Linked DNA regions of Mus musculus: region 2 is linked to region 1. Evidence: chromatin loops called from intact Hi-C (ENCODE). Cell type or tissue: heart. All regions are shown on one strand. Links, peaks and the distances in the headings refer to the core of each region. The heading gives the core; the rest is flanking DNA. Region 1 overlaps Col26a1 (collagen, type XXVI, alpha 1). Region 2 holds the start of Cldn15 (claudin 15).

Region 1 (10,221 bases), core at 1,042-9,041:
GTGTGCGCCACCACCACCCGGCAGGTCTGGTTCTTCTGATATCAATAAATTATCAAGACAATCCCCTACAGATAGGCCAACAAGGCAGTTTGGTTTGGGTGATCCCTCAAATGAGATTCTCTTGGACTTGGCAAGCGGACATTTAAAACTAACCCATACAGGAGTCAAGTGCCTGGGAGGCTGAAAAGGGACCCCAGACGGGTGTACACCTGCAATACCAGCACTCAGGAGGATCAGGGCCATCTTTCAGATCGAGGTGAGTTCAGGTGAGTCCAGGCTACAGGAGACCCTGGCTCCGTAAAGCCAAACCAAGAGAAACAAAGGAGTGTGGAGAGGAGGAGGGAGCAGAACAGAGGAGAGCAACACACACACACACACACACACACACACACACACACACACACACACCATGAACCAAGGCCCAGTGGGATTAAGGCTCTCTCTATCCTACCATCTTATCTTATCTGGAAGACCTAAGATCTAGATTCAATGAGATGATAGAACCCTCTAGGATCCCAATAAGCAAGAGTCTCTGTAGGGGGCTGGTTTTAGTGAACAAGACAGATGGTTTTGTCTAATTCTTAGCAAAATGGGCTATGTGACCCCTAAAGTCTAAGACCTTGACCTTGTTTATTTAACTAAATCCCTCCTTTTGTAATTTTATTTGCATGTGATGAGTGTGGAGGCCAGAAGTCCATTCCCCAGTGTCTTCCTCAGTCATTTCCCTCCACCTTACCTTTAAAAAAAGAGAAGGATTCATTTATTCATTTTGTTGGCATATGTGCACGTGAATACAAATGCCCTGGGAGGCCAGAGGCTTCAGAGCCCTTGGAGCTGGAGTTACACGGCTAGCTGTGAGGCCCCTGGCATGGGTGTGAACTTCACCTGGGTCCCTTGCAAGAGCAGCACAAGCACGCTCTTAACTGCGGAGCCACCTCCAGCCCCTCCAGTTTATTATTATTGAACCTGGAGCTCACTTTTGTCAACTGTGAATGGTGGCATACACCTGAAATATTACCATTCAAAAGACTGAGGCAGGAGGATTGCCATAAGTTCCAGGACAGTCTAAGTACACACAGAGTACTAGACCAACCACAACTTTACAGAAAGATCTAGTATGGATAAAACATTAAGAGGAAATCACTAAGACTAAAATTAAAACATAATCTCTTCCATTCCTAAAGACATCACAAAGAAAGTGGAAAGACAAGCCATAGAATGAGGATATTCATAAGTCATGTGACCAATGACATCATAATATTCAGATCCTATCTTATATAGGTCAACAACAAAAAAGCAAGCAGCTCAATTCGGAAAAAAAAAACATTTGTGTGTGTGTGTGTGTGTGTGTGTGTGTGTGTGTGTGTGTGCGCAAAGAGGGCACGGATCCCTTGGAGCTGGAATTAGAGGTGGTTTGAACAGCCTGACATAGTTGCTATGGTCTGAACTCAGGTCTTCTGAAAGAGCATCAGGCATTCCTGAGCACTGAGTTGCCCCAACAGCTCAAATTGAAAAGGTTAAAAAGACATTTCTGTATAGATGTCTCTCCAACGAACACATGAAAAGATGCTTCGAATAAACCAGAATTCCCAAAATGAGATGTTACTGCACATACATGCTCTCTCTCTCTCTCTCTCTCTCTCTCTCTCTCTCTCACACACACACACACACACACACACACACACACACAATCAAATTTAAAATAGAAACAGTTTAGGACAAGATACAGGTAGCAACTAAACAGTGTAGTGATTGTAACTAAACACATTCAAGTCAGTCATGTTGACGTGTTTAGTTTTGCTTGGTGTGACTCGAGCCTCAGTAAGTTATTCTAAAACCAACCAGACAAGTCTGTTATTGTGACTTGTCCCATCTCCCTTAGATAAATGAAACACTTGGGACTACAAATGTCTCAAAATTTTGGAGTTAAGATTCAAGAATGTCTGCATAGACTTCATCAGTTGAGCTTGAAAACCCAGAATGTTCGAGACGCTGAGGGTATACGGGGTTTCAGCATTCCAAACTGGCGACAGAACGGCCATCTCTTTTTAGAGTCTTCAACTAATACATTTCCCCAACAATTCCAGAGAAACACAACCAGCTTTCTCCTTTAGCTAGGCAGGAAGGAAAGCCATCCAAATGGAATTTCCTAGGCATTTTGTTTTTGTGTGTACGAGCTCTACGTCAGAGACGACAGAGAAAGATACATCGCAGAAGGAACAGAATTTGATGTGAAGCTACCACACTTCCGGTTTAAATGACACTGATTCTGACTTCAAATATGGCCATTTCCAGTTTACAATTATGGGTGTTTGAAGGCACCCATATTTGTTCTAAAACAGTGTCCTTTCTCACTTGAAATTTAGCCATTCAATTCCGGGCTTTCATTTCCTGTCGAAGGGACAACCACCAAGCTTCTTAGACTTTCCATAGACGCTTCACCCCAGACTACTTCAGAAGGACACCTTGTCTTTGGAGTCAATTTACAAAATCTCCACTCCCCAAAGGCAGATGGTAGCACGATGAAGCTGTCTGGAGAGGTTAGCGACCCTCCTGTGACATGCAGAAGCCAGGGGCAGAGCTGGAGCTTGGGCCCGGTCTGGGCCCGGTCTGCTGATGGCACACCTGTCATCTTAGCTTTACCTGTCAACATGACACCTCATAGACATGTTGACAAGGGAGTCTCAATTGAGGACTTGCCCTGATCAGATTGGTCTGTGCGGATATATCTGTATGCGGTTGTCTTGACTATTAATTGATATGAGGGCCCAGCCCACTATGGGCAGCTCCATTCCCTGGGCAAGTGGTCCTGTATTAGAACGTTATCTAAGCATGAGCCTGTGAGTGAGCCAGTAAGCAGCATTCTCCATGATTTCAGCTTCTAGCTCCTGCCTGAATGCCTGCCCGAACTTCCTTCAGTGATGGACTGTGACCTCTAGGGCCCAAGCAAACCCTCTCCTTCCCTAGTGTTTTGTCACATCAACAGAAATGGAACTGAAGCGCAGGACTCTTGGTGTCCAGTCCTCTAGTCCTCTGAGGGATAGGAGAGCAGGGACTAATAACCCCCAGAGACCAGCATGCTTTCCAGTGTCCCCCACCCCACCCCCAGGAAGGCATCCAGGACATGGGCCAACCTAACCTCTGCACTCAGCCATCTTCGGCTAGAACCCAGATAGAACCCCTTTCCTGGCTAAGGGAACCCAAGCAACTTAACCTCAAAGGCCAGTGTCCTGAGCTGCAAATGTGCTGCACACCAGGTTGTTATGCACGCTTTAGAGTTTTTTTTGTTTTGTTTTGTTTTGTTTTTGAGATGAAATCTCATTAACTCAGTGACAGAAGACAACAATGCTCTCTGTGGTGGTCAGTTTATGTCAGGCCTTTGTGTGTATATGTGCATATGAGTATATATATATGCATGTAGTGTATGCATGTGTGTTTGTGTGTATGTGTGTGTGTGTGTCTTTCCTCCAGAACTGTCTACCCTGTTTTCTTGAAATCAGGTTTCTCTCTCACTGGGATCTGAGGCAGAGCAATTACTAGGCTGGTTGGCCAATAAGCCCCAGGGATCCACCTGTCTCTCCATGCCCCCACCCGGCCCCCAGCATTGGATTTACAAAGTGCACAGAGCCATAACCATCATGTGAGTTCTGAATATCAAATTCCAATCCTCATGCTTACATAGCTAGCACCTTACAGACAGCCACAAATAGATGTAGATGTAGGTATAGTGCAAACACATACAGAGACATGGGCATCACAAGCAATGGATGGAACCCAGGCCTGTCTCCATGTTGTATTATTCAACCTCCCTTCTGAGATCAGAGTTAAACTAGGTCCTGGAAATTCAGAGCCAAACGAGGCTCTGTCCCTGCAGATGACGGGTTCACAGCTCAGAGGCATCAGAAGGCATTAAAGCGAGGCATGGTGGTGCATGCTTGTGATGCCAGCATTTGAGAGGCTGAGTCTGGAGGACTAACCTCAGCTACATGGTAGCAGTCTTAAAACACAACATCCCCACAAACAAAAGGGCACCTGAGGGCCTAAGGCAGCCGCTGTAAGATTTTTGCCTTAGGAGGGGCAGCCTGGAGGCAGAATGGAGGGGTGCCACCCAGCTTGTGATGAAAAACTTTCAGAGCTACAAGGGAAAGCCATTCATAAGAGGCAGGGTGGGATGGTCAGGCCCTAGCGATCATGTGTCACGTGTCTATCTATCTATCTATCTATCTATCTATCTATCTATCTATCTATCTATCACTGTCTATCTATCATCTGTCTGTCTTTCTATCTATCATTTATCTATTATCTATTTTCAGTCTACAGATCTACCTACCATGTTTATTAGCTATATCTATGTCTCTGTTCACTATGTATGTATCTTCTGTCTTCTCTTTACACATCACATCAATATATGAAATATATTTGATAATAATTACCGTTTGAATTGCATTAACATTAATATATACTGTTAGGTGTGCATGCATGACAATACAATTGGTGGGATCCAGGGCTAGCTGAGCATCTACTAGGCAAGTGAGCATCCACCAGGCTATACCCTGGATCCTGTTTTAAGCAGTTAACAAATATTCACCAGATAAACTTCACCACATCCCTACAAGGAAGGTATTACCAGTGTTATCAGTATTCCCATTTTATAGGTGAGAAATTGATTGTTCTTAAAAGAAAGAATGCACTCTGTTGGAACTGAAGTTTGAGTTTGTTTGTTTGTTTTTGTTTTTTGTTTTTTTTTTTTTTGCTGTTGTTTTTAAAAAGAATCTTACAGTTAGGTCAAACTGATCTTGAACCCCCTATGTGGCCAAGGCCCACTTTAATTTCCTGATCCTCTTGCCTCCCCCATCCCCAGTACAGGAATTAGGGTATGCACCACGGTGCTGGACGGAATCTAGGGCCTCCTGAGCTATAGGAAAGCACTCCATCAGCTGAACCACAGAGCCATCTCTACAGGAGGGGTTCTGTCTCTAAAGTACTCTACATGCCTATCTGCCATGTTCACATGCCCCTGGTGAGCGAGCAATAGCTCCGGGTCATTGGAAGAGAAGATATGAGCAGGTCCAAGGTTACTGAACCCAGGCGCTGAACCTGTACAATCCCAGCCAGGTCCCATGAATTCCTATGGTCAGTACCACATCCGTCCAGCAGGTGGCAGCCACGCACCTCCATGAGAGGTTGTCTTTGCCGGCTTTGCACAAAGACATCTGTGTTCGCCAATAGTTGCTGTTTGGCTTGTAGCCAAGCAGAGTGGAGCTAGACAGCTTACTCTTGATGGGGTGACAACTAGTGCAGCTGAGGTGGCTCAAAGGCGCCCCACAGACAGCAGAACAACAGGCTAGCAACGGACAAAAAACAATAGCAGCAAAAAACTAGGCAGGGCTTTGAGATTTGCGATTCAGTAGCCAATGGGTTAGTTAAATGGGGTGCTTGTCATCAAGCAAGAATTAGAAGTGTTTCTAGGGAGCTAAAGGGGAGTCGCTTGTTTGTTTTGTTTTGTTGGGACAGGTTCTTATGTAGGCCAGGCTGGCCTTGAACTCATTATGTATCTTGAATTCCTGACCCTCTTGGATACACCTCACATGTGCTGGGATTACGGACATGTGTCTATATGTGCCAGTATGTGGTGCTGGGGATGAAATCTAGGCTAGACAAGCCCTCTCCAAATTGAGCTACAGCCACAACTCAGAGCTTAGCTTCTCAATGTGTGTGGGGTGAAGGGACTATGGAGCACACAGGAAGGATGCTGGACATTGGGAGGGCCAGGATGCAGGGGCACAAATCTTAGTGTGTTGTGACCATTGTCTGTCTAACTGAGGCTCTTCAGAGGTCTGGTACAAATTCTACAGTACAGATCTGGAGTCAGCCAGAACACCTTCCCATCCTACCACCGTGGGACTTGGAATCACTGTCCACCTCCTCACCTAATATCTTATTTTTTTGTGTGTGCATATGTGTGCTTGTGTGTGTGTGCGCGCGCACGTGGCAGGCACACAGAAGCTAGAGGACAACCTCGGCTGTCATCTTTTTCAGACACTGTAATTATTTAGAGACACGATCTCATACTGAACCAAAACTCACTAAGTAGACTACGCTTCCGGCCAGTAAGTCCAGGGGACCTGCCTGTCTCTGCCTCCTCAGTGCTCAAATTACAGCACACACTGCCATGCCTGTGGGGTAGGGGTATATGCACGTGCGCGTGCGTGTGCGCGCATGCGCACATATGTGTGTGTGTGTGGTGTATATACATACACACACATGCACATGGAGCCCTAGGAAGAATGCCATGTTCCCTCCTCTCTCTCTCTCTCTCTCTCTCTCTCTCTCTCTCTCGGCTTTATTATTCAGGTCAGAGGCTCTCCCTGAACCCGGATACTTGTGTTTTCAGCCAGGATAGCAACCTACAAGCTCCAGCCATCCTCCACAGTCTTCGAGTTAAAGGCATCCCAGGAATCATGCCTGACTTGTTATGCGGGATCCGAACCCAGGTCCTCATGCTTGTAAGCAAGCACTTTTACCCCCTGAGCTGTCTCACCAGCCCCCTGGGCCAAGGTCTTTAAATACACTCTTTCCATGAGGTCCTAGTGATTGAAAAGGGTTTGCATTTCCAGAAGTAAATGGAGGTCCGTCTGGTCACCCCCAACCCCACCCCTAGCCCAGAATCCATTTCTGCATTCTGGAACATGGGCTGGGAGAGCAGAGGGAAGGGATCTCATGTCCCATGGAAGGAGAACCCAGGCCGACACGAAAAAGTCCAGCTGATAGACCAGCCATGGTCTGGGGGAGCCTCTCTCAACTGCTTCAAGCCAGAGCCACTGTCCCAAGAGACAGGCAGGGACGCTTTGGTCTCTGCTAAGAGGCTCCCATCACCTCTTTGATTAGCAGCCAAGGCGAGTTTCTTTCCAGGTCTGAACGAAAATAAAATAAAGCATGTTACAGAGTGCCTCCCTCTCCTCAGATTTTCATTTTTAATGTGGTTTTCAGCACTGGCGTACTGTGAATAGGCCTGTGTGTGTAAGCACATGTGCTCGCAATATGCAGGAGACAGAGGCCGCCGGCCGCTCACAGCAGAATCAGCAGGGAGACCAGAGGCAGCACTTTGAGGGCCCCATCACGGAGGACTGAGGTATCTGTCCCAAAGACTGCGGGGGGGAAATGCACTTTCATCTAGAGACTTTGACCTCTAATGGGAGCCATGATCTTCTCCAGCCTGGAAGATTGGTCAAAAGGATGGATGGATGAACAAGTCAGGAGTTTTGGCTTCCAGGGTAGGAGACAGGTCAAGAGAGAGGCCTCTTGTTTGCTTGCCTCGCAAGCGGGTGGACCTCAGTGGACTCCCCGAGCCCACTGAAAAAGCTGGGCACAGAAGGTCTTAGGCCAGCCTGGCAGCTTACTGTTTCAAACAAGATGGAAGGAGGGGAAGTTACTGACTTCTACGTGTGGTCCAGTGTATGTACACACACGCACACATTCCCCATGTACACATGTACACACGCACACACATCTCGTATGCACATATGTGAGCACACACATGCACACACACATCCCACATGCACACATGCACACACATCCCATGTGCACACATGCGCACACGTACACACAAACTTCTTAGAGCCACAAGAACTGGAGCAAGGTGGGCAGGAAGCTCTTTCCTACACCGGTGACTTAGGGTCTGGCATGTCACCTATGGTGACTAGGCCATTTCAGGCAAATGCCTGTCCATCTCTTAGCTGTTTGGCCTGTTTTCCCCCCATCCATGAGTTTATTTGGTGCTGGTGAGATGGCTCTATTGGTAAAGTCATTTGCTGCCAATGCTGACAGGCAGAATGTGATCCCTGGGACCCTCAAGCTGAAAGGAGAGAACTGGCTCCCACAAGTTGTCCTGTTTCACAGGATTGCCATGGCCTGTGAGGGCATGCAGACACACACAAACACACTTAATAAGTAAATAAGTAAGTAAATAAATAAATAAATAAATAAGTAAGTAATAAGATGTAAAGAGGTATTTGTCTTAGTTTTTTAAAAAACTTTCGTTTCTTTACTTTTTTCTCTTCTCTTTTAAAATTAGTTTTTAATGTATTTGAGTGTTTTGCCTGCGAGAGTGTATGCATATCACATGTATGCAGTGCCCAAATTGACCGGAAGAGGGCGTCAGACCCCCGGAATCAGAGGTGCAGGGGCTGTGAACCACTATGTGGGTGCTGGGAACAGAACATGGATCCCCTGCAAAAGCAGCAAGTTCTCCTAACTGCTGAGCCATCTCTCCAGTCCCTTCTTTTTAATCTCTCTCTGTCTCTCTGCACCCGTGTGAGTGCGCCAGCGCGTGCGCGCACGCGCGCGTGCAAGTGCATGCAAGTGCGTGTGTGCCAGAGGACAACCACATGTATTATTCTCGGGAACACTATTCATCTCCTTTGAAACAGAATTTTCCATTGGTCCAGAGTTCACCAATTAGATGGAGTAGGTCAGGCAGTGAGCCCGAGGGATCCTCCTGACCCTGCCCGCCCTGTCCCCTGTGCCTCTCCACCGCCCCACCCCCGCCAGCAGCTCTGTCCTGGCGTTTGCTGACCCGCCCTCCCAACTCCGCCCCAATCCTATCCCCTCAGTTTCTCACACTGCTTCCCCAGGGAAGCCATGTGAAGGTGGGGCTGGGCTGGTTTCTTCTGGAACTCATGATTTCTTTGCTATTCCGCAGCACTGAGGGGTGCCCTATACATCATCGTCAACACCCTCCATGTATGCTCTTTAGCTCTTTGCCTCAGGTTCTCCCTCCTGCCAATTTGATTTTGGTGTCTCTCTGGAACATGAAGTTCTTGCCTCTCAGGACTCTGACCAGGATTTCTCTTAGCTGCTGAGACAGACAGCAGGTTTCTCTTCAGTAGAACACGACTCTGGGTCATTATTTCCTTTCTTTCAGATAGGTGGGTGGACCAGTGGGTGGATTGGGTGGGGGTGGGGTGGGGGTAGATGGATAGGTGAGTGGGTGGGTAGATGGGTATGTTGGTGGATAGATGAATGGATGGGTAGGTGGGTAGGTGAGTGAGTGGGTGTCTGAATGGGTAGTTGGGTGGGAGAGTTGTGAATGGGTAGGTGGGTGGGAGAGTTGTGAATGGGTAGGTGGGTGGGAGAGTTGTGAATGGGTAGGTGGGTGGGAAGGTTGTGAATGGGTAGGTGGGTGGGAGGGTTGTGAATGTGTAGGTGGGTGGATGGGTGGATTTTGTGGTCTAGGATTGAATTTAGGACCTCATGCGTGTTAAGCAAGTACTTTACCACTGAGTCTGTCCTGTTGTCAAAAACTTGACCTAAAGAATGTATCCAAGGCCAATCTGGGCAACTTAGTGAGATTCTGTTTAAAAACAAAAACAAAAACAAAAACAAAACAACAACTGGGATACAGTTTGGCTCAGTGGTAGAGCCCCTGCCTAGAATCCCCCAGGGAGGGGCTGGGGGCGTGGATCAGTGATACATGAAACCCAAGATTCAATCCTTACAATAAATAAATAAATAAATAATCAATCAATCAATCAATCAATCAATCAATCAATCCAGACTCAGCCCTTCACACGTAGGCCCTGTGAGTGATTCCCAGAATTCCTCTGAGCTCAGTGGCCTCGAGTTTGACATGAGAAAGTAAAAACATCATAACGCCCCCCCGCCCCCGCTGGGCCTCTGGAGGCTCTGCAAGGATGGAGGAGATGACAGGAGGGGTGTGCTTTATGCATCCCAGACCCCATCATCACGTTCCTCGGCTCTGGCTTCAACATCTTCCCCACATATGGAAATGCTGTCAACCCGGACTTGGAGCCGGGCAAGGTGTGGATTTCCAGTTCAGAATCTCCTCAGGTGACAGAGGTAGCAAGGGCCGGTGGGTGGGATGGCTCACTGGCTCAGGGTGCTTGCTGCCAAGCTTGACAATCTGAGGTTGACCCCAGGGACCCATATGATGGAAGGAAAACAAAAAAACAACAGTTCTCAGAAGTTGTCCTCTGACTGTCACGTGTGTGCCGTGACACCTGCCTACCCACCCCTACCCCATCCTACCTCAACACAAACTAAATAAAACTTAAATAGAAAGAAAGGGAGGGACCTTTGTCCCTAGTCCTAAGAGACAGTGGTGAACTTTGGTAAAGACGGTGGCTTACACAGGGCCCTGAACCTACAGGGACCCAGGAATTTGTCATCTGGAGGAGGCAGGAGAGTGAAGGTCTGTTTAGC
Region 2 (10,221 bases), core at 885-8,884, 180 kb after region 1:
GTCCCTCATCAGACCTACCCTCCAAGGTCTCTGTAGCCCCAGAGTTCCAACCCGCAGACTCTGGGTACAGGTGCCCCGCTTCTGTGGAGGGGAGTGTGGTCAGGAGCCTGGGGCGGGACTGGTCTGCTCACACCTCCCTCTTCCTTTTCCAGATGGACTGGTAGGCATGGCCATCGTTGGTGGCATGGCCCTGGGCGTGGCAGGCCTGGCTGGACTCATTGGACTGGCTGTCTCCAAGTCCAAATCCTGAAGGCAGCCTCACCTGCTCTCTGCCCCGGGACGCCTAGGAGCCTGGGGGACACTGGAAGAGGGGCCTGTCCATCCTCACCATCGCCTTCCCTTTTCTCCTGCACCCCTGTAGTCTACCTCTACAGTCTCCATGACCCCCAGCCTCTTAGCCCCTGCACCTGTCGTTTAACCCTGTCATGCTTTGCAATGAGTGTAAATAAAATTGGGCCGTGGCTCGGGAAGCTCTGTGTGTGAGCGAGCATTGGCTGAGGGAGACCAGGTTCACCGGGTGCACCGCAGCCCTCTCTGCCCCACTCCAGGTTCCTCTGCCAGCATCTTAGCCCACACCCTTCCTTCCTCCCTTATCCTGAATCCACTTGGAAGGAACAAGGAACCTCGCTGGAGGACACGGCTTTTCCACCGCCCCAGAATCCTGGGAGAGAACAGTGAGCAGAGGGACAGAGCTGCGATTTATGACTCTGGTCTCCTCTGACCCACACAGCTGCCTGGGAGTTTTCCACTGCAGGGGCCTCCACTGGGCTTCCTCCAAACCCCACCCTTCCCTCCCTTTGTCTTCCTGCCCCCTCCCCTTCCTCTGCCCAATCTTTCTCCTTCAGGGGACACTGATGACGTAGGGTGAGAGAGGAAGCTGTGTGGAGATGGCAGGGACCGTGGGGGTTGTTGGGCACAGGATACCCCAGCCCCAGCCTGTGGGATGGGAGGCAGAGATCTCACAGAGCTCACCCCATGCCCCTTGTGCCAGGCTCTGCGTGGGCCTGTTTGACTTTCCTGCATTCTTGTCATTCCACAGCCCCTGGCAGGCTCGCTGGGGGGGGGGGGGGGCAAGAGGAGGTACCTGAGGGGAGCGTGGAGGAGCCTAATTCAGAGAAGGAGGGGATGGGGAGCCATGGTGGGCATAGCTCTGTCTCACATAGAAAGGGAACCTGGGGCCAACTTCACAAGCAAGACCAGGAAGCAGTCAACAAGGGAATCTATGTTCATACAGGTGCTCAGCTAGGGTGGGGTGGGGAACCCAGAGGTTTCCGCTTATCATGATTAATAGAGCTGGTGATGGTTCCTAGTAAGTGGACAGGGAGAGAGATTAACCAGAATTATGCCTTAGGCCTATGTTCAGCCCCCCACTCTGGGCCCCTGGACCCTTGGCAGGAAGATCAAACTCAGGACCGAAGAGTCAAAGGGCACCTGGAGGGGCAATTCAAGTTCAGGAAGTTTGGAGGAAAGTAGAATTCGGTGGCCTCACCTCAGCCCTGTGGCATTTAGATCCAAGCAGCCGCTGGGGCAATGGGAGTGTGCCCAGGAGCTATGATCTGTGGTCCCAACTCCCATTACAACCCAAAAGGCAATAATGTTGTGTCAACAAGGCTGAGAGCCAAAAATCCAAGCCCAGGGCCCTATGATAAAGACATCCAGGTTGGCAGGGCTGAGAGGTCTTGTCACCCCCAACTCAAACTCCATGGTCCTTGGCAATTTAGTGTCCCATCTGTAGGGTCTTCAGCGTCTTAGGTTGCTCTCAGGCTCTCTTAGTCCATCATGGAAGCCTGTGGTGGGCCTGTTAGAAGGTTTCTTCTCTAGACACTCTGGTCTTTTGGGTACCTAAAACTCTTTGTCCCTCTAATTTCATTCCCTGGCCCTGGTGACAGCTGAGTCAGAGACAGGCCACTTCCCCTGGATTCCTAATGCCTCCCTTGGGGGCTGCTCCTTGGCTGTATCCCTAAGTCTCCTAGTAAGTCCAGCCTCCCCACTCCTAGGGCGGGGAGTCTCGGGCTAGGCCGGAGGCCGGGGGAGGGGGTGGACTTTTGGCCCGTTTATTCCCTCCATCACAATCAACAGCTGCGGAGCGGAGCAGGCTTGGCTCATTCCTCTGACCTGCCAGGAAGCAGAGCCTCCCAGAGACCAGGCAGAGGCACTCAGACCTGACCTCCAGAAGACGGCAGACAAGAATCGCAGCTGGATGAGCGCTCCTTCAGCCTTCTCCCTCCTCAGTCTTCCGTGACATCCCTTTTGGGCCAAAGCCCCCGGAATTCACCTGGAGGTGCCAACTCTCCCTCTCAATCCCTGGGGCTCAAGCCCCCTTGGGGGACCTGCATCCCAGCATGTCGGTAGCTGTGGAGACCTTCGGCTTCTTCATGTCAGCCCTGGGACTGCTGATGCTGGGGTTGACCCTTTCAAACAGCTACTGGAGAGTGTCTACGGTCCATGGCAACGTCATCACCACCAACACCATCTTTGAGAACCTGTGGTACAGCTGTGCCACCGACTCCCTGGGAGTCTCCAACTGCTGGGACTTTCCGTCCATGCTGGCCCTCTCTGGTATGGGGTGAGGGAGGCTCTAGGGGACAGAGAGAGGTTGGGGAGCTAGGTGGAGTGATCCTTGAGGAAAGGGTGGAGGTAGTTGCCTTTGGGACACAAGGATTTCAGATGAAGCTCTTGGTTCTGGACAGCTACAGAAAAGGGTGCTGTATGACCCAGAATGGAACAGGTGTGAGTGTTACACACGGTTCCCTGCCCTCAAGTGTGACCCTCAGCCAGCTGAGGGGGGCTTCCAGATGTGATTTGGGTCTTTGCTAGCTCTAGGTAAAGGATGGAATGAATTTGGTGGTAGCCACCTGCAAGCTGAGAGTCGTCATGGTGCTAGTGTGCTGGTGGTCAAGGGGCTTCTCAGCAACGCAGCGTGCAGGCGCGCACGGGATGTTGACTGTATTTTAGCAGTTTGTTCTGGGAAGGGTTGGCTCAGTTGGCAGGGGTGAGACCAAGACGCCCATCTTGCTGGTTGAACGCCACCCTCAATAGCTCTCCAAACATCCACCGTCTGGGGGTCTCCCTGCTCTGCTGAAACTCCAGACAGAAGGGAGTCTACTAGGAAGTTTAGATGCATGCTGGAGAGGCCATTATGCGGCTGCACAAGTGTATTTGGGGCTCAGAGTGTTTTGTGTTGTTTGATGGTCTTAAATGACTGCAGCCTGCAGCCTACCTTGGGCCTAGCCCTTCTTTGGAGCCTTCTCCTGCCCCTTTCTTGCTCACCGCACAACACCTCCTCCCTTCCCTCCCATCATTTCCCCCAAGGGATCCCCAAACACACATAACACGTGCACCAATCCAAACCAAACAGTAGCTCCCCAAACTGATTCTGCCATGTGCGTGTCCACACCATCACCTCCCGGGCATCCACTAGACTTCCCAGTTGTCCCCACACTACAGATACAAAGAGTCGATGACCATGAACCCTCTCTGGTTGTTCCTGACACTAGATTCTGGTCTTGCTTTTCTGGGATCCCAACTGCAGGTGGTGAGTGAGTGGGTAGGGGAATCTGAGACCTGCCCAGGGTGGCAAACAGAACGTTGTGAAATGACCTCATATCTGGAAGATGCTCTGAGCTGAGATGGTGTCTAGGTGAATCTCTGGTACTCCGCTTTCCCCAGCTCTCCTGAGGTAGCCAGCAGCTAGGACTGCTGACTATGCTCCATACCCAACCTGTGGAAAAACTGAATCTATTCTGGGCCACAAACTCAGAGCAATAAGTGGCCAGAGGGGACCATGCATAGAGTCAACGCAGCGCCCGGCCAGCCTGCTGCATCCCTGGTGTGCAGAGGGCATTTTGCTGTGAGCCTGGTGTGTGTAGGGGGGTCTCACACGGGGTTGCTGCTCTTTGCCCATAAGAGAACTTGAATTTGGAGGAAAACCACATGGAGTTTGCTCGGGGTAATGGAGGGAGTTATGTTCTTTGGTTTGGTGTGTGTGTGTGTACATGCACGCACGTGCGCGCGTGTGCACACACATACACACACATTGTTTTGAGACATGGTGTTGCTATGTAGTCCAATCTCTGACCTCATGTAGCCTAGGCTAGTCCTGAACTGGAAAAGAGCCTCCTGCACCAGCCTTGCAAGTGCTGGGATTACAGGTGTGCACTACCATGCGTAGCTTTTCCTTTTACATGGACATTCCCCTTCCCTTAGCAGTCTGTGCTTTTCAGATATATTTACACCGTTAACCTCGTTTTGTCAAAGTGCAGCCACTCTGCAGAGGTAAGCAGCCTGTCTAGAGGCAGAGGAAGTGGAGAGAAGTTGTGATTTCTATTTACTGTGTGTAAGCCGTGAGCCAGTTTATTCTTCTATGGTCTACTGAGTTCCAAGAGGGATCGCCCTGCCCCCTTTGCACCCAATATTAGAGACTAAAGTCAGAACCATATATATACATATACCAGACAAGCATGATACCACTGAGCTACCCTCTGTCCCTCAGTGGAGGAGTCTAGGCCAGGGTTATACCACTAAGAACTACCCCAAGCCCTCACTGGGGAATTGCAAGCAAAAAGCTCTACCTCTGAGCTACAGTGCCAACCTTCTTTTTATATTCCATTTTGAGACAATATTGCTGAGCTGCCCGGGCTGGCCTTGAACATGCAGCCCTCTTGCCTCAACCTCTTCAGTGCTGTGGTGATTTCAGGCATAACTCACCAAGCCAGGCCTAACAACCAGTTAATGACTTCACACCTGTGCAGTCTCTATTCTATTCAACCACTCTCTGGATCCACATACCCATAGGCCCTTCAGTCATCTTTCCTTTGTCCATTAGCGTTCTCTGCACATAAAGAATTGGTGGGAGGGAGGGGACTATGGGGAAAAAAAAAGAATTGGTGGGAGAACTCTCTAGAAGGTGTGGCTGGGAGTCATAACGTCCTCTCAGAGACCTTTGTCCCCCCTCCCTACCTCTTAACTCCAGGCTCCTTCATCTCTTCTTGGCAGAGACCCAAGCCTTTTGCCTTCTGCACCATGCACCATGCACTATGGGCCCCACCCAGAGAAGGGGTACAAGGTTCCTGAGAGTGTTTGGCAACCATCAAAACCAGGAGGAGGAGCCAGACGCTTCCCTCAGCTTTGGGGAAAGGGAAACCAAGGCACCAAAAGATTCTGAGCTGAACTGACTGGGCTGGGTTCCTAGGCCCAGGTTTCCAACTTCCATGGTCCTCTACCCTCTGCCCTGAATCATTGCTGCCCCCTGCTGGTTACTCAGCTCCAACCCAGTGTTCAAGGTGTTGGGTATAGTAGCATAGGCCTGTAATCCCAGCAAACCAAGGCTGAGGCAGGAGGATCAAGAGTTAGCTATGTAGCATTTTTTTTTTTTTTTTGAGACAGGGTTTCTCTGTATAGCCCTGGCTGTCCTGGAACTCATTCTGTAGACCAGGCTGGCCTCGAACTCAGAAATCCGCCTGCCTCTGCCTCCCGAGTGCTGGGATTAAAGGCATGCACCACCATGCCTAGCGCTATGTAGCAAATTTGAGGCAGATAGATAAATAAATAGATAGACAGACAGACAGATGGACAGACAGGCAGAGGCAGGCAGATCTCTGAATTCGAGACCAGTTTTGTGTATCGAATTCTAGGATGGCCAGCGACTACACAGGGAAACCATGTCTTGTGGGGTAGGAGAGAGGAAGGAAGGAAGGAAGGAAGGAAGGAAGGAAGGAAGGAAGGAAGGAAGGAAGGAAGGAAGGGAGGGAGGAAGGGAGGGAGGGAGGGAGGGAGAAAAAGGAGAGTATGGGAAGAGTCATTGAGCCCTCACTTGAGTGTCTAATCACCTCTCCAAACATTTGCAGTTCTGCCTTAATTGTATGAGGCCTAATACCTCAGGGAGAGGCTAGGATGGACAGGCTGCGGAAGACTAGGGAAGAGGCTTCAATTCTGTGGCTGTGGGAGCCATCATCCATGCTGGGTGAAGACTTTCCGTTGTGGCTACTTTGGGGCTAGCCATCCTCCTGCCAGTAAGGGTTTTTCATGTTCTCTGTAAGGTGGCTCGATAAACTTGTCACCCAACGTGACATTTGGTGGTGTCCTACTTTGGTTTGTTCTTGGGACCTCCAGAGGAAGGGATAGATACTGTTTATGCTCCCCCAGGGACACATGGGTTGTATCCCCAGCATCATATAACCCAGAACTGGTGGTGTGTGCCCGTCACCCCAGCACCGTGAGGCAGAGACCAGAGGAGAAGCTTAAGGTCATGCTCAGCCACTACAACAAGTGTGGGGCCAACCTAGGCTACATGAGGCTTAGTTAGGCTGAGGATGAGAGAAGAGGGGCCAACCTAGGCTACATGAGGCTTAGTTAGGCTGAGGATGAGAGAAGAGGGGCCAACCTAGGCTACATGAGGCTTAGTTAGGCTGCGGGTGAGAGAAGAGGAGCCAAGATGGAGCAAAAGAAATAAGGAGGGAGTCTGGAATGGATCCTGAAGGGGGAGGGTCCTAGGAGTTTCAGGTGCAAGAGACCAGCAGGAAAAGGCTGATGGCTTCCCCACTGTACACTCTCCAGGGTATGTCCAGGGCTGCCGGGCTCTCATGATCACCGCCATCCTCCTGGGCTTCCTGGGCCTCTTTCTAGGCATGGTGGGACTCCGCTGCACCAACGTGGGCAACATGGATCTCTCCAAGAAGGCCAAGCTGCTGGCCATTGCAGGGACCCTCCACATACTTGCTGGTAATGGGGGACAGAGTGGACCCACGGGGTGGGGGGTATCTCAGGGCTTGTCTCACCTTCCCCTTTCAGTTGACCCCAGCCCTCTGTGCCTCAGCTCTCCCCTCTCTCCACCCTGTTTGTACCCTGCAGATCTCTAGACCACAACTCACTGTCGAAGGTAGGGTTGTCTCTGCTCCCATCTGAGCCAAAGCCCAGGCAGATCTGAGAGACTGTTTCCTTCCAGAGCTTATGACTGGCTGAGAGATCAGAGTCAGGGCATGTACACACACACACAGACAGAGTCACATAAATACACACACATATACATATAACATACACATATACACACACACGTATGCACATACATATCACACATATATACAACACAGACATATACACATACACACATATATACAACATATGTATCACACATACACACAGCATACACATGTACGTACACACATACATATACACATATACATATATACACATATACATGTACACATATACATATATACACACATATGCACATACATATCATATATATATACAACATACACATATACACACATATACACACATGCATACATATATGCATATCACACGTATACACAGCATATACACACATACACACACATCACACATACACATAACACACACATGCTCACTCATAGTAGTGATATACAGATGGCCCATTACTGCCCAGCTTACTTCATTTCTGCACACATTTCACTTCTTCATGATAAACCACGCAGGGTTGGAGAGTGAAGGCACTTTGTGGTGACCCAAGATTGATCCAGAGACCCCCATAGTAGGTGGGAAGAACCAGCCTTGGGAAGTTTTCCTTTGGCCTTCATACGAGCACCTCCACTCAGGTGGATACACCACACACTAAATAACACAGAGTGGGGGGTATTTCCATTTCCTAGCTCTGAAGGCTTGGCAAGTTCCCTTAGCCAGTTTGCTGGAGGTAAGTGACAAACCACAGGGATGTCGGAGGCAGGAAAGACTTTTTTGGACGGCTGGGCTTTCAAGATGTGGATTGTTAGCATCTGGGGGTCATGATTAGGTCATGTTCTCTGCCAGTTAAAGAATTATTAAATGGCAGGGGAAAAAGTCCCATGCTGGACAGAGAGCAGTGGAGAAATCTTGGACACAGCAAATGAATCTGCAGTAGAGGAAAAGCTTTTATTAGTGATAAGGAAATACAACCATGCGGCAGACACACAGAGAAAGACTGCAAAGCAGGGCGGGCTGGAGACGCCGAAAGTCCAGTATCTTGTCAAGGGCTGAGGTTTGGCTGTCACGGGCTGAGGCTTGGCTGTTTCTTTTTTTCAGTCTGAAGATGCTTCCTAATTTAGGGTTGGTCAGTTGGAAGGAAAGACAGGGTAGACTGATGGGCCCTCAGGTGTTGTGTAACATATCCTGATCGGGTGTTGGACTGTTGAGTCAGTCCATCAGTGCGGTGTGCTGGCAGGAGAAGAAAGTCCACAAGGCTTTTGTTTTAAGCTGCCAGGCTTTTGTCTCGGGTCCAGAAGGGAGGAAGAAGTTGGTCTTCTTTATTACCCAGCCATGGCTGTTCTCCCTGTCTCCCAGGGAATCCTTTTAAATTCTAGTCCCTCCATATGATTGAAGGCTAGTCGTGCACTCTGTGGTGGCTCGTGACTATATTCTCCAGAGGTAACAGGATCAAGGTTATGCCAGGCTACATGGTGAGTTCAAGGCCAGCCTAGGCTTCCTAAGATCTTGTCTTTAAAAAGATCCCCTGGGACTTGTGTGACCTGATGGCTGGAGTTTGACCATGTCTGAGGAAAGGAAGCATTACTCTTGGACATGACATTCCGTCCCTGCTCCTGCTCTGCCCGTCTCTCAAGCCCCTCGTAGCTCACTTGCTTGTGTATGTGTGTGTGTGTGTGTGGGGGGGGTTGTGGCGTGGGAGGGGCACATAGGACCAGATCCTCAGACCTTTTTCTCCAGGAGCCTGTGGGATGGTGGCTATCTCGTGGTACGCCGTCAACATCACTACTGACTTCTTCAACCCACTGTATGCTGGAACCAAGTAAGTGAGGAACCCACCCTTGGGGACAGCAGGTGGGTCTCAGCCCACACTCCTCTGGGCTGGCACTCACCTTTTCCACTCCTCCAGGTATGAACTGGGCCCCGCCCTCTACTTGGGCTGGAGTGCCTCCCTGCTCTCCATCCTGGGCGGCATCTGTGTCTTCTCCACCTGCTGCTGTTCCTCCAAGGAGGAACCAGCCACCAGGTGAGGGGATGAGCGGGAGGAGGGTATGGAGTGATTACCACAGCATCCTATGACCCCTGTGACCCCACCTTCCTCTTCATCCCACAGGGCTGGGCTTCCCTACAAGCCTTCTACGGTTGTGATACCCCGTGCCACCTCGGATGAGAGTGACATCAGCTTCGGTAAATATGGCAAAAACGCATACGTGTAGGAAGCTCTGGCCTGCTGGACACCATTTCTTGTCCCACTGTCTCCAGGACCTGCAGGCAGACCAGTCTCCAGTTAATAACCTCAGGACAGGCCAAATTTCCTGGCCTCACCCTGTGCCTGGAAGCCACTACCCACTCTAGGCACACCTTATCTGGCACTCAGCCTCTCCCTGGAACAGAAGCTTCAGGGGCAACTTGCCTGCTTCTTACAGCTGGACACAAGGGGACAGAGGTGTCTGCAGCATGTGACTCCATATAAATGTGTGCATGAATAAATGTATATTGTGATTGTTCAGGGGGCACCAGGGGTCATGGAGTCACAGCCACATAAGGGAGTCCTTTTCAAACCACAGACTGTCAAGTCTGCCCAATTTGGGGGCTGTCTCATCTAGTGAGATAGTGTGTCAGGGAGCTGGGGAGATGGCTCAGTGAGTTGAGTGTTTGCTACCCAAGTATGAGGACCTGAGTTCAAATCCCCAGAACCTGTGTAAATGGCAGGCCATGGATACAATCCTGCAACCCAAGTATGCTAGGTTGAGGTATTCTTGAGGCTTCCTGGCTTCCACCCTGGCTCCAGGCTCCATATGAGACGCAGTCTTAAGGGAATGAGGTGGAGCGCGATGGAGCAGGGAGCTGGAAACCCTCTTCCCACCTTCTCAGGCACACAGACTTGTACATAGACTACACACATGCACACATTCTCAACAAAAGGATTTGAAAGGGGGAGTCACTAACAACTGATCTGAGTCACCCACCTCAGGAGATTGCTAATAGCTGTGATGCTCCTGGCCTGCTGAAAGTTCCTCTCTGTTGACTCTTGACCTATTTTCTCACAGTCTCACACAGGGGCAGTTGATCTAGAACAGGCATTGGTAGGTGCATGTGTGTTTGAAGGTTTGGGGTTTAAAATAAAGATATTTTAAATGATGCAGTCTTTGCATGAATGTGTGTGTGCTGTCATGGGGCTTGGGTACAGCATGTGCCTACAGGTACCTGAAGAGACCCACAGAGGGCACAGGAGGCTGTGAGCCAACCCACGTGGGTGCTGGAAACAGAATCCTGCTCTTCTGT

The links. A loop is a pair of places that touch in the nucleus more often than their neighbours do. Peaks named below come from ENCODE experiments on the same cell type or tissue, not always from the same donor. Only the 100,000 strongest peaks of a DNase experiment are listed, where the experiment ranks them.
Region 2: a loop joins it to region 1, with 4 times the contacts of the local background. A loop is called at or near these places in 4 of 42 quality-filtered maps.

Annotation. Positions count from the first base shown.
Region 1 is chr5:136,785,843-136,796,063 of GRCm38, forward strand. The region is part of intron 3 of Col26a1 (collagen, type XXVI, alpha 1); the gene reads right to left. Among named protein-coding and RNA genes, the nearest start is that of Gm30654, 36 kb to the right of the region's middle. In heart, for the core only: no CTCF peak of the experiment used is centred there; a DNase peak (open chromatin) is centred at 5,259; H3K27me3 peaks cover 333 bases.
Region 2 is chr5:136,965,765-136,975,985 of GRCm38, forward strand. Cldn15 (claudin 15) reads left to right here and starts at 2,105. Exons shown (of 5, transcript NM_021719.4): 1 at 2,105-2,559; 2 at 6,556-6,720; 3 at 8,677-8,758; 4 at 8,846-8,962; 5 at 9,050-10,081. The coding sequence starts at 2,343. The coding sequence ends at 9,152. It overlaps Fis1 (fission, mitochondrial 1), which reads left to right. Exons shown (of 5, transcript NM_025562.3): 5 at 153-470. The coding sequence ends at 250. In heart, for the core only: a CTCF peak has its summit at 5,255 (motif pointing left); DNase peaks (open chromatin) are centred at 2,007, 2,919 and 5,227; H3K27ac peaks cover 1,138 bases.